Linked DNA regions of Homo sapiens: region 1 is linked to region 2. Evidence: read pairs that join two places in POLR2A ChIA-PET (ENCODE). Cell type or tissue: MCF 10A. All regions are shown on one strand. Each heading gives the region's core, and the rest is flanking DNA. Links, peaks and the distances in the headings are about the cores only.

The links. Peaks named below come from ENCODE experiments on the same cell type or tissue, not always from the same donor. Only the 100,000 strongest peaks of a DNase experiment are listed, where the experiment ranks them.
Region 1: POLR2A ChIA-PET joins it to region 2 with 6 read pairs; 2 of 35 experiments call an interaction of 5 or more read pairs at or near these places.

Annotation. Positions count from the first base shown.
Region 1 is chr18:2,440,703-2,446,089 of GRCh38, reverse strand. No RefSeq gene overlaps it. Among named protein-coding and RNA genes, the nearest start is that of METTL4, 130 kb to the left of the region's middle. In MCF 10A, for the core only: no CTCF peak of the experiment used is centred there; no DNase peak of the experiment used is centred there.
Region 2 is chr18:2,237,576-2,242,962 of GRCh38, reverse strand. No RefSeq gene overlaps it. Among named protein-coding and RNA genes, the nearest start is that of METTL4, 330 kb to the left of the region's middle. In MCF 10A, for the core only: no CTCF peak of the experiment used is centred there; a DNase peak (open chromatin) is centred at 2,862.

The sequences.
Region 1 (5,387 bases), core at 185-5,184, 200 kb before region 2:
ACATGGTGAAACCCCGTCTCTATTAAAAAATACAAAAAATTAGCTGGGCACAGTGGCAGGTGCCTGTAATCCCAGCTACTCGGGAGGCTGAGGCAGGAGAATCATTTGAACCTGGGAGGCAGAGGTTGCAGTGAGCTGAGATTGTGCCACTGCCCTCCAGCCTAGATGACAGAGTGAGACTCCATCTCAAAAAACAAACAAAAAAACAAACACCAAGCTCTAACCCAACCACCTTGGGCACATGCCCTCAGGACCCCTTGAGACTTGGTCTTGGGCTTTAGTCACTCATATTGGGTTCATAATAAACCTTTTTAAATCTTTTACAGTTTGACTCTCTTTGTTGACACTCAATTGCCTTCAGCTCAAAATAATTCTTATGCCACAGTGGCATATTTTGGGGTGGCATAGTCTGACATACAATACCCCAAACAAAAACTGTCTGTGATAGTCTATAAAAACCAACTATTTAGGCAGGAGGCCCAGAGTACCAAGACAAATGGGGAATGTAGGTCCCCTACACACCTTCACACTGCATAAGGGGAAGACAGCCCAGGTAGCTCATTCTATCCAATGTAGGAGATAAAATTCTCTAAAAAGCCATTCTGGGTTGGAGAAGTTTCAAAGATGGTTTTTGCCTCCAATTTCTGGGTACATCTCTGACCTTTAATATTGCTAAGTATGTTAAGAACAAGAAGAAAAGTCAATGCCCTTTCTTTCCCTCTCCTCATTTTCTTCTTTTGGTTTTTCAGAATAAATTGAGGTGGGAGAGAAATAAACTCCTTGGTTTCTAAGCAGTGCAAGGAAAAACCTGCCTGTGGCAGAGTAAATGATAAAGAACCTTAGTTCTGTATTTGAAATGTAAATCAAATACTCTCGGTAGTCAGTCCTTTTAATCATCTAGTGATAATTATCCAAAACAGAACCAAAACTTCAACACCATGAGCATACAACATTCTCAAATTCTTAATCTGGACCACTTTTTTGACTAATGAAGCTTAAATTTTTATTATCCTCTTTAGGCTGGTTTATACTCTTGGCTCATATTGGTTTTATCCTTATCAAAGTTAGCAAGTAATTTTCATAACAAATGTACTCAAAGCATACCTCCCCATGTTATATTTGTGTAATTAAAAAATCCAATTTAAATGCAGAATTTTACATTTATTCTTATCTAATTTTTATTTTTTTTTATGACGTTGTTGGAAACCACTATTGGGGCTCAGAAAACAATACTCCAAAATGTGGTGCTTTGGCATGTGGAGTGCTTTCCACAAAGAAGACTGAAAGGCCTCAGAAATATGCCTCAGAGCCAAGATCTCTCTCTGACCTTCTCCTCCTCCCCCTTTCCCTTCTGAAGCATAGGCAGGGGCTCTTTCTGAAGTTCCCTTATCTGACTGAGGGAAGTTCATCCAGAAGGAATGCAATTGTATTAACCCCCCACCCCGGAATCTACATTCACCAGAGACAATTGATCATCTTGCAGGAGAGGAAACTAAAAGTCTTCACACCTAGGCCACCAAACTGACAGACTTTTCATCTATTCTTTCAACGATTCTTTTCAGGGATATTACTTGAGATGCTTTATCTGCATAAAAAGACAACCTTTGTTTGCAGTTCATCTCTGCCTTCACCATCTTCCCATAGCATGTCTCCACCTCCCACAGAACTCAGAGGAACTTGTCTCGAAGGGGCCCATTTATTTCCCCTAACAACCATTTCCTCTTCCTCGAAAATTGCTTAACCCCTTGCTCTACTCTACTCTATGAAGAGTGTATTTAAGCTTTAACTTTCTTGCCCTTCTTTGAGTATTATGTTTTCTGTGGCCCCTGTGCACACTGATAAATTTGTACGCCTTTTCTCCTGTTAATCTGTTTATTGTCAGTTTATTTCAGCAGACTTGATTAATGGAAACTTCAGAGGGAAAGCTTAAACTTCCCTATACCATCAGCATAATTTTGATATTGAGCCCATCAATCAACATACCAAGAAATCATTTGGCTTTTTATGAGAAGCTAATAAAAATATCTTCATCTGTCTTCATGTAGATAAAAAATTATAAAATGTTGAATGAGATAGGAACAAGGTTAAAACTCTGTGTGGCACAAAAGTCCTTCCTTTACTTTGGGGTATTTAGGTATATTTAGTTAGTTGACCCTCTGGGTACGTCATTAAGATGGCCAGCCACAAATCCATGCAATTCTGCTTTTATGAAGCCAAAATGTCAGTGTTTCAGCTACATGAGCCAATAAGCTCACACCTTAATGGAGAAGGTGTCTAAAATCAAGATGTATGATATAGACAGCATTCTCCCAGTACAATATTTCATTCTTAAATCTTAAGAGTGGTTTTTCTCATTTTCTCTATTATTTTTATGTGTTTTATTAAGCTATTTTGTCATTTAGTTTTCTATCCAAACTTCTTTATTGTCATTACTCTCTGCTCTATTATCTCTTTGAGTCATTATGAATGGACTACATCATTGCAGATGTGCTAATACATAAAAAAAGTAAGGAAATGATTACTTATTGACTATTTGGATGTGAATTAAGAACCATACCTCTTCGGCGTTAAGCTTGAATCGTTCTTAACAATCAAATATTAGCTTTCCAAAGATACCATAGCAAAACATTATTTTCATCTTCAAAATATTAATCAAAAGAAATGAAGAAATTGTTTGATTTAATTTTCTCCTGTTGAGCTATAACTTGTGGGATTTTAGCCTATAGGTGAAATAATAAGAAAAGATCAGGCACAAAGAGATGGCAGGATGCTAGAAATTCTAAATGGTTTTAATAAAATCTGATGATCTGTCACATCAGGTGCTGTGAATCAATTGCAGACAGAAAAAAAAGATAAGCAAAAGGCAAACACAGAGGTATGTTGTTTAATAACAAAGGATGGGTTTGGCAGAGGGCAGACTGCATTTGCTGCTCTCAGGCGGGGGGAAGATGAAGTAGACTTTTCTTTGTAGAAAGAGAAAATGGATCTTTTCTACCTTGATAGAAGTCTGCAGATCTGGGTATGTCCTCAACTTTTGTCTGATACCTTAGCCCTGTTGACCTGAAATAGAGCCTGCCTGGGATGTACTGGCAGAGCTCCTTTCCTCATACTTTCAGTATAATTCTGACAGAGAAATTCTGAATCACTATCTTAGGATTCTAAGGAATGTATAAGGAAGTCACACCGGTTAGACTACAGAACTAGAATTCTTTTAGATGACGGGAGGCCAGCTATATAATTATACCATTTCTGAATCAGAATTGACATTCAGATTATTTAGTCCAGCCCCTTTATTTTTGGAGCTCGATGATATATTCAACTGTGGGGTAGGATTTTCAATTTTGAAGATAATTTGGATAGTATGAAAGCTCTAGGAACCAAGGTTATAGAGTGTGGAATTATAGACAATGGAAACCCAGACAGTGGGAGGGTGGGAGGGGGTGAAGCATGAGAAATTACTTAATGGGTTTAATGCATGATATTTGGGTGATGGTTACACTAAAAGCCTAGAGTTTACCACTACACAATATATTCATGTAACAAAACTGCACTTGTAACCCTTAAATTTATACAAAGGAAAAACAAAGCTGTATGTGTCAAGGTGAAACATTTAATAAACAGTATTTACAAGTTTCATTATGACAATAATAATAGTGAACATTCACTAAGTGCCATGCACTGTCCTCAACACTTGGCATAGATTAGCTCATTTAGTCCTAACAATTAACATTGGAGATGGGTATAATTTTCATTTCCCATTTTACAGAGGGAGAAAAGAGGCACAGAAAGAGAATTTGCTTAACAACTGAGACATGAAAGCGCCCTGGATTTAAACCCAATAACTTTATCTCTAGAGCTTGCAGCACTTAACCACGATGCTGTCCTCCTCTCAGGACCGTAGAGAGATAAAGCAACCACAAATTTGTTGTGTAAACTGTTAGCTGAAAGTCACTAAATTAGGTATATGTAATTAAGGATGCTATGTCATTAGTAGTTCTGTATTGATAACAAAAATGCTGGGGTTGTCAAATTTAAATACTATCCCCAGAAGGTTTGGAGTTGTATAATTTAAAAATGTGTCTAATCTTTGTCCTAGGTTACTGGCATGGAGCGTCTAACACCATGGGAACTTTTCAAGTGGTAGAAGCATCTTTGTTATTCTTGAGCCTCTTGGGTCACCCCTGAGTTTATGCAAATGAGGTGGTTCACCGTGGGCCCCTAGGTAGCTTCAGGAGGGGAGCTGCTCACCAGAAAGGACAACTATGTGATTAAAGAGTTGAGATGTGGAGTCAGCCTGACCCCTGAGGAGGAACAGAGGGCTGGAGATCAACTTCAGTCATGTGGCCAATTATTTAATGAATCATCTCTATGTAATGTAACTCCAGCAAAAACTCTGGAAACCGAAGCTCAGTGGTGCTTTCTGGCTGGTGAATGCACAGATGTTCTGGGAGGGTGATGGGCACTGATTCCATGAACACAGGGCAGAGAAACTCTGTACTTGAGACCCCCCTACACTTTATTCTATGTGTGTCTTTATTTAAGTGTTCCCAAGTTATATCCTTTATAATAAAATTGTGATCATAAATATAATGCCTTCTAAAGTTTCGTGAGCCACTCTAGTGAGTTAGCGGGATTGTGGAAATCACCCAGAACTGGAGCCAGCTGATATGAAGTGAAGGCAGTCTTGTTGTGGACTCTGCCCTGTAACTTTGGGGTCTCTGCTAACTCCAGGTGGTTAGTGCCATAATTGAATTGCAATACACCAGTTGAGGTCAAAACAGAATAAGGGTGAATAAAGGTAAAAATTTATCATGACTTCCTCACACCTGGCAACAAAGCTAAGACTTTATGTCATTAAAATATTGCAGGCAAACATGTGGAGGGCTGCAGAAGATGACCTTGGTCTTGACTTCCTCCTGAAGAATGTATGTGTATGTGTAAGTGCATGGTATGCATGTGTATATGAAATTGGAATATCTTGAATTACATAAAGGCAGCCCTCATTTTATTGCCCTTCACTTTATTGTATTTTGCAGTACTTTTAAAAAAAAATTGAAGGTTTGTGGCAACCCTGCGTTGAGCAAGTCTGTCAGTGCTCTTTTCCCACAGCAGGAATTGTTTTTTTTCTTTTTTCTTTTTTTTTTTTTGAGACGGAGTTTTGCTCTTGTTGCCCAGGCTGGAGTGCAATGGTGTGATCTCAGCTCATTGCAACCTCCGCCTCCTGGGTTCAAGTGATTCTCCTGCCTCAGCCCCCTGAGTAGCTGGAGTTACAGGCATGCGCCAAGTGGTCAGTGATTTTTGATGTTACTATTATAATTGTTTTGGGGTGCCATGAACTGCATCCATATAAGATGGCAAATGTAATCAATAAATGTGTGTGTTCTGAC
Region 2 (5,387 bases), core at 103-5,102:
TACCCGGCCCAATGATGGCGTCCCTAAATGCTAGTTGAACTGAGCTGATGAAGTGTCTATGTGGCATCGGGAAAGCCTCTGGTTGTCTATACTGATTGTAGAAACTAGACAACTAACAATGGAATGAAATGCTCTGAGAAATTGGCTCGGCAGTGTTTTCTCATTTGTGCTTAATTTTTATTTAGCAATTTAGAATAGTGAAATATTAGAAATAAGCTAAATGTTAAATATGCTATGGTGCACCAACTCAATAGAATTTGATGTAATGATTTTACCATTTCTATCATGTTTAGTATACACAAGTAACTAGAAAAGAAAAATACCATAATGCCAATTTATCTGAATGCTATGGCTACATAAAAATATAATAACACAAATCTTAGAACTACTTTTCCAAATTACCTAAATGTGTTATTACTATTTCATAACTAAGAAAGGATAGATTCTGAAAATCATTCTTGTGCAGCACAATTATGATCATAGATTTTAAGTGTTAAGTTTTCTGTTTTGTTTGATTACAACCTGAAACCATGTATTGTTTCTCAGTCCTTGCTGTTGTACGCATAGCATGGTATCTGCTCATAATTAAAAAGCATGAAAGTTACTGATTGATGGATTAATATTTATTTATTTTGGAAATATTGCAGGAGACTAGCTACTGACATCAATCTGAATTGATTTTAGCATCACTGTGATTTGTGCAGGGCACTTCCTTGTGATACAGTGGCATTGCACATTAAGTGCTTAGGCTCTGGAATTAAACAAACCTGGGCTTATATCCTATATTGTCACTTATAAGCTATGTGACCTTGGGAAACTTCACTTTTCTAAGCCTGTTTTTAAAAAAATTAGTAAAATGGGGCTGGGTGCGGTAGCTGGCTCACTCCTGTAATCCCAGCACTTTAGGAGGCCAAGGCAGGCGGATCACCTGAGGTCAGGAGTTCGAGACCAGCCTGGCCAACATGGTGAAACCCCGTCTCTACTAAAAATAAAAAAATTGGCCCAGTGTGGTGGTGCACACCTGTAGTTCCAGCTACTCAGGAGACTGAGGCAGGAGAATCTCTTGAACACGGGAGGCGGAGGTTGCAGTGAGCCGAGACTGGGCCGCTGCACTCCATCCTGGGTGACAGAATGAGACATTGTCTCAAAAAAAAAATTGTAAAATGGGGTTAATAATAGTACCAGCATTGTGGTTTTATTGGAAGGATTAAAGGAAATAATGCATTTGCTTGTAGCACAATGCATTGACTATAGCACAGAGAGAAAAATCCATGTCATCTACGACGATGGGTGAAGATGATTGCATAGACAATGCCCAGTTACCTAAAATATTTTGAGAAGCACATGGCGGGAAGTGCTACATGCCTCCCAATACCCATGTCTCCCTTTTAGGAAAATGAACTCTGGTTTTTAGCTGACACCTTGCTGTTAAGCATCTCCCCAACTGCTTTGCAGAGAAGATAGTATAGTTTCATTAAATGAGGGGAGGTAGAAGAGTGCCATTTATTTTCTTACTGGTGCTGATTTGAAACACGTATGTGCTGGGCATGCCGGTGAGCCACTCATTTAATGAGGGGAGGTAGAAGCCCTCTGGGAGGCCGAGGCAGGCAGATTGCTTGAGGCAAGGAGCTCGAGATCAGCCTGGGCAACATGGCGAAACCCCATCTCTACAAAAAATACAAAAATTAGCCAAGTGTGGTGGCACACACCTGTAGTTCCAGCTACTCAGGGGGCTGAGGTGGGAGGATCTCTCCAGCTCGGGAGTTGGAGGTTGCAGTGAGCTGAGATTGTGCCACTGCACTCCAGCCTGGGGGACAGGTATTGCAACCTTAGAGAATGACATGAACCTCTAGATTATTTAAGCATTTGTTAGTGTGTTTTTTCTTCTTTATGTGCATCTGAACTACATCACAGATGTTATTACTCTTTAAATAAAAAAGCGGGTTTTATTCCTCCAAGACTTTTATCAAAGGTCCAGAAACATCTTTGTTTTAGAGACAGAGATCAGCTACAAGGGAAGGTCTAAAATCAGGGTGTAATTAATAGTGAGCCAGCTGGAAACAATGTTTTCCAGGAAGGTAAATTCAACTCTAAGGATGCATTGGTGGAATCTCTCTGCAAGTAACCCTGAGGAAAGGAGAAGAAGGGAAGGGAAAATCACACAAGAAGCCTGGAAAGTGAGGAGGTAGTCTCAGATCAGATGCACTGTGGAGCCTATGTCTAGGTAAGGGCATAAGTGAGACCACGTGCATTCCTTTTCTTCCTACCATGGTGTGTTTGCCTTTATTTCTCGGGCTTAAGCAAGACTAGTGTGTATGTATTATTAGACTTTGATAAAATAGGTTGGCTTCTGTTTATTTTTCTTGCTGTTTATAGACTTGTGGCAGCAGCAGCTTATGGTGTTGATAAAGGACATATTTCTGTTTTTTCAAGTTTCTTTAAGGGATCAGGGCGGATGAGCTGTAGGCAACGTAATGCAGGCAGTGATGCCAAACAAGCATGGGCTGCCAACTCTAGTCTGGTTATTACGGAAATCAATTCCATTGAAAGATCAGAAAAGCTTTAAAACTGAGAGACAATTGTAGGATCACTGTTATAAAATACTGAGTTTGATTTGGTGGGAAATGGCATGCAGGGAATGAGGGATGGGAAAAGCAGACCAGCTCTCATTTCTCTTCTTTTTTGCTCTGTGTGTGTGTGTGTGTGTGTGTGTGTGTGTGTGTGTGTGTTTTAAATAATTAGGTCCAGAAGTTAAACAGTTAAACAAAACAAGAGAGAAAACGAATTGCAACAGTGGGTTTTCTGCCCTTCCTTCACCATTGGCAATTCTGTCTACCACAGCTGCAATGGCTGAATCATAGTTTGGGTTTTCTTTGTAGCTATTTTGCAGATGAATAATCAGGGTAATTTCCAGCATCCAGGAAACAATATATACAGTAAAAACAGGCCAATGTGTTTTTAAATTTTTCCCTCCAGCCCTCCTATCTCTGCCTTGGAAAAAAAATCCTATTCATGTAGAAACGATGTCTTTTCCTGTTATAATAGCATAGACTTTAGGTCCCTCTATCTTTGCTTTCTTTCAGAAGTGACTCTCCAGGGGAGCTAAAATCCATGTATTTGGGCACACACTTGAACAATATTGCTAGAGAAATTTAAGCAAGAGCACAAAGGTATGTGATTTTACAAGCTCTCAATGACTGTATGACTATATAGCTGATTCAAGTTTTTTTTTTTTTGAAAACCCAAGAGCCTGTTCCTTTTTCTTTTAAGTGTCCTTATGTTTTGAGTTTCCCCAAGAAAATGCCTTTTGTGGTTCCAAGTTTCTCATTTTTAATTCATTCTACTAAGTATTTATATAGTTCCAGGATATGCTGTCAGCATGAACATATCTTAGAATCCCTGATCCCCTCCCCTTTCTTACAAATGGAAGTTTTATTTGGGGATTTTTAGAAAAAACCTTTTCATGCAGATATTGCACATCCGATTCTTTTGATGCTTTGAAGAACTGTTCCTTGGGAAATGGACTCAGGATGCATCATTTCTGGGGGTGTGGGGAAGTTCCATTTGGAACCATGAGTTAATGAACAAGGGGACCAACCAGCTTTGAGGGAAGTAGTCCTAGTTGTTCTTTTGTGTGAGGATTGGTATAGTGCTTTTATCATCTGTGCCTTACAAAGTTTACAACAATCAATATTTTAAAACATCTTTACAGAAAATGAAACTGTGAACTCCTCATACTGCATCTGAGAGCTGATTTGGCATTTTATAAATAGGCATATGATGTCTAAATTACTTGTAATATAAACTAAGAGCATCCTCAGCATTGATGATGGTTGCATATGATCCAGAATTATAATGATGAATAATGCATTGGGTTTCATTGTTCTCTGTGATTGCCCACTTTGTTATGCAGGGACGGATTTCCACGACAGTGTCCCAGATTTGAATTGTACAGTTTTTTTTTTTTGTAGTAGCTTCCCCAGAATGATGTAAGCTCATTGGAAATATTCACAGAAATCCTTGCTCTCTGTGCTTCATGGAGATGCAATCTCAGAACTTTCTCCAAGGACTGGCTCATCAAGTATAATTTAACATGTCTTATGATCTGGATCGCCTGTTTTGCATGGATAGAGCTTGTCAAAGCACAAATCCTTGCATCCTTGATACATTTGAACAAATAATAATATTTTAGTCATTATTTGGAGAAGAACAATATTGAGTTTTTATACAAATAAGATAAAGCATATAAAAGGGCTGGATGAACTATATATGTCACTCAAACACGAGGCGTACAGTGTTTTAGATTTGCATGTCCCCCAAGAAGGCTGCGTCTCCCCCAGTCTCCATTAGGTTCAAGGGCAAAGATTTGTTTCAAGGACCCTGTAAGAAGAAACTTGATTTTGGAGCCACAGGGTAGGTTAGGGGGTGAGCAACAGGAAGAGTGGCTTAAAGCACAGTGTTTTATATTTCTCCTTTACTGTGACTGAATAGGCTCTAACATCTGGACCAGGGCTAGCCTAGAGTTAGAGTAAGATAGCTCCCGCCCTGGAGGCTGAGGCAACACCAGGCGGGAAAGCAGGTTGGTGGTGGGGTGATGGTAGCGGTGGCGAATAAATGGCCTTTCCTCCACCCCCACCCAAAGTCTGGACTAATTGGGAAATAGATGGAGGGATCAGGTAGATGTAAATCAAAGCATCAGCTTTATTACTGAAAACACCTGGGTTGAAGAAACTGGCTTATATTTGCAGACAAAGGAGATTGTTTATGCTCCCTCACATTAAATTTGAGATGGATTGGATACAGAAAGTGAAGGGAAAAGATGAAGCAGGGATAATTCCTAGATTTTTGAGTTGGGCACTCAGACGACAGAGCAGGGGCATCACTGTCTTGGACAAACACCACCATTTTAAGTTCCCCTTGATTAAAAACTGCCTAAATCCAGCCCCAGAAAGCATCAGCATAATGGCTAATGTCAGCATGACCTTAAACCACAAGTGACACTCCCGCTAGAAATATTCCAACCCTGAGATGAGCCCCCTCTGACCAGAAACATGCCAGCCCCGAGATAACCTCCCCTCCGACCGGAGGCATTCCAACCTGGCAATAAAACTCTCCTCCACACAGAAACATTCTGAGCCTGCGATAAGCTCTCCCTCCCCAGACCCTTACATACCCTTAGTCTATAAGAGAAAATGCTCCTGACTGAAATCGGCCAGAAGCCCCTTTCAGGTTTATTCTCCAAAGTAAACCTGTTTTTGTCTGTTAAGCTGCTTTTTGTGTCTTTCTTCTCTCTTCAACTCTTACAATAGATACTGGTGGTATATTAAGATGGGAAGGAGTGGGTTTTGAAGGGTTTGGAGGAATCAAAAATTGTTTTGGCTATGGTA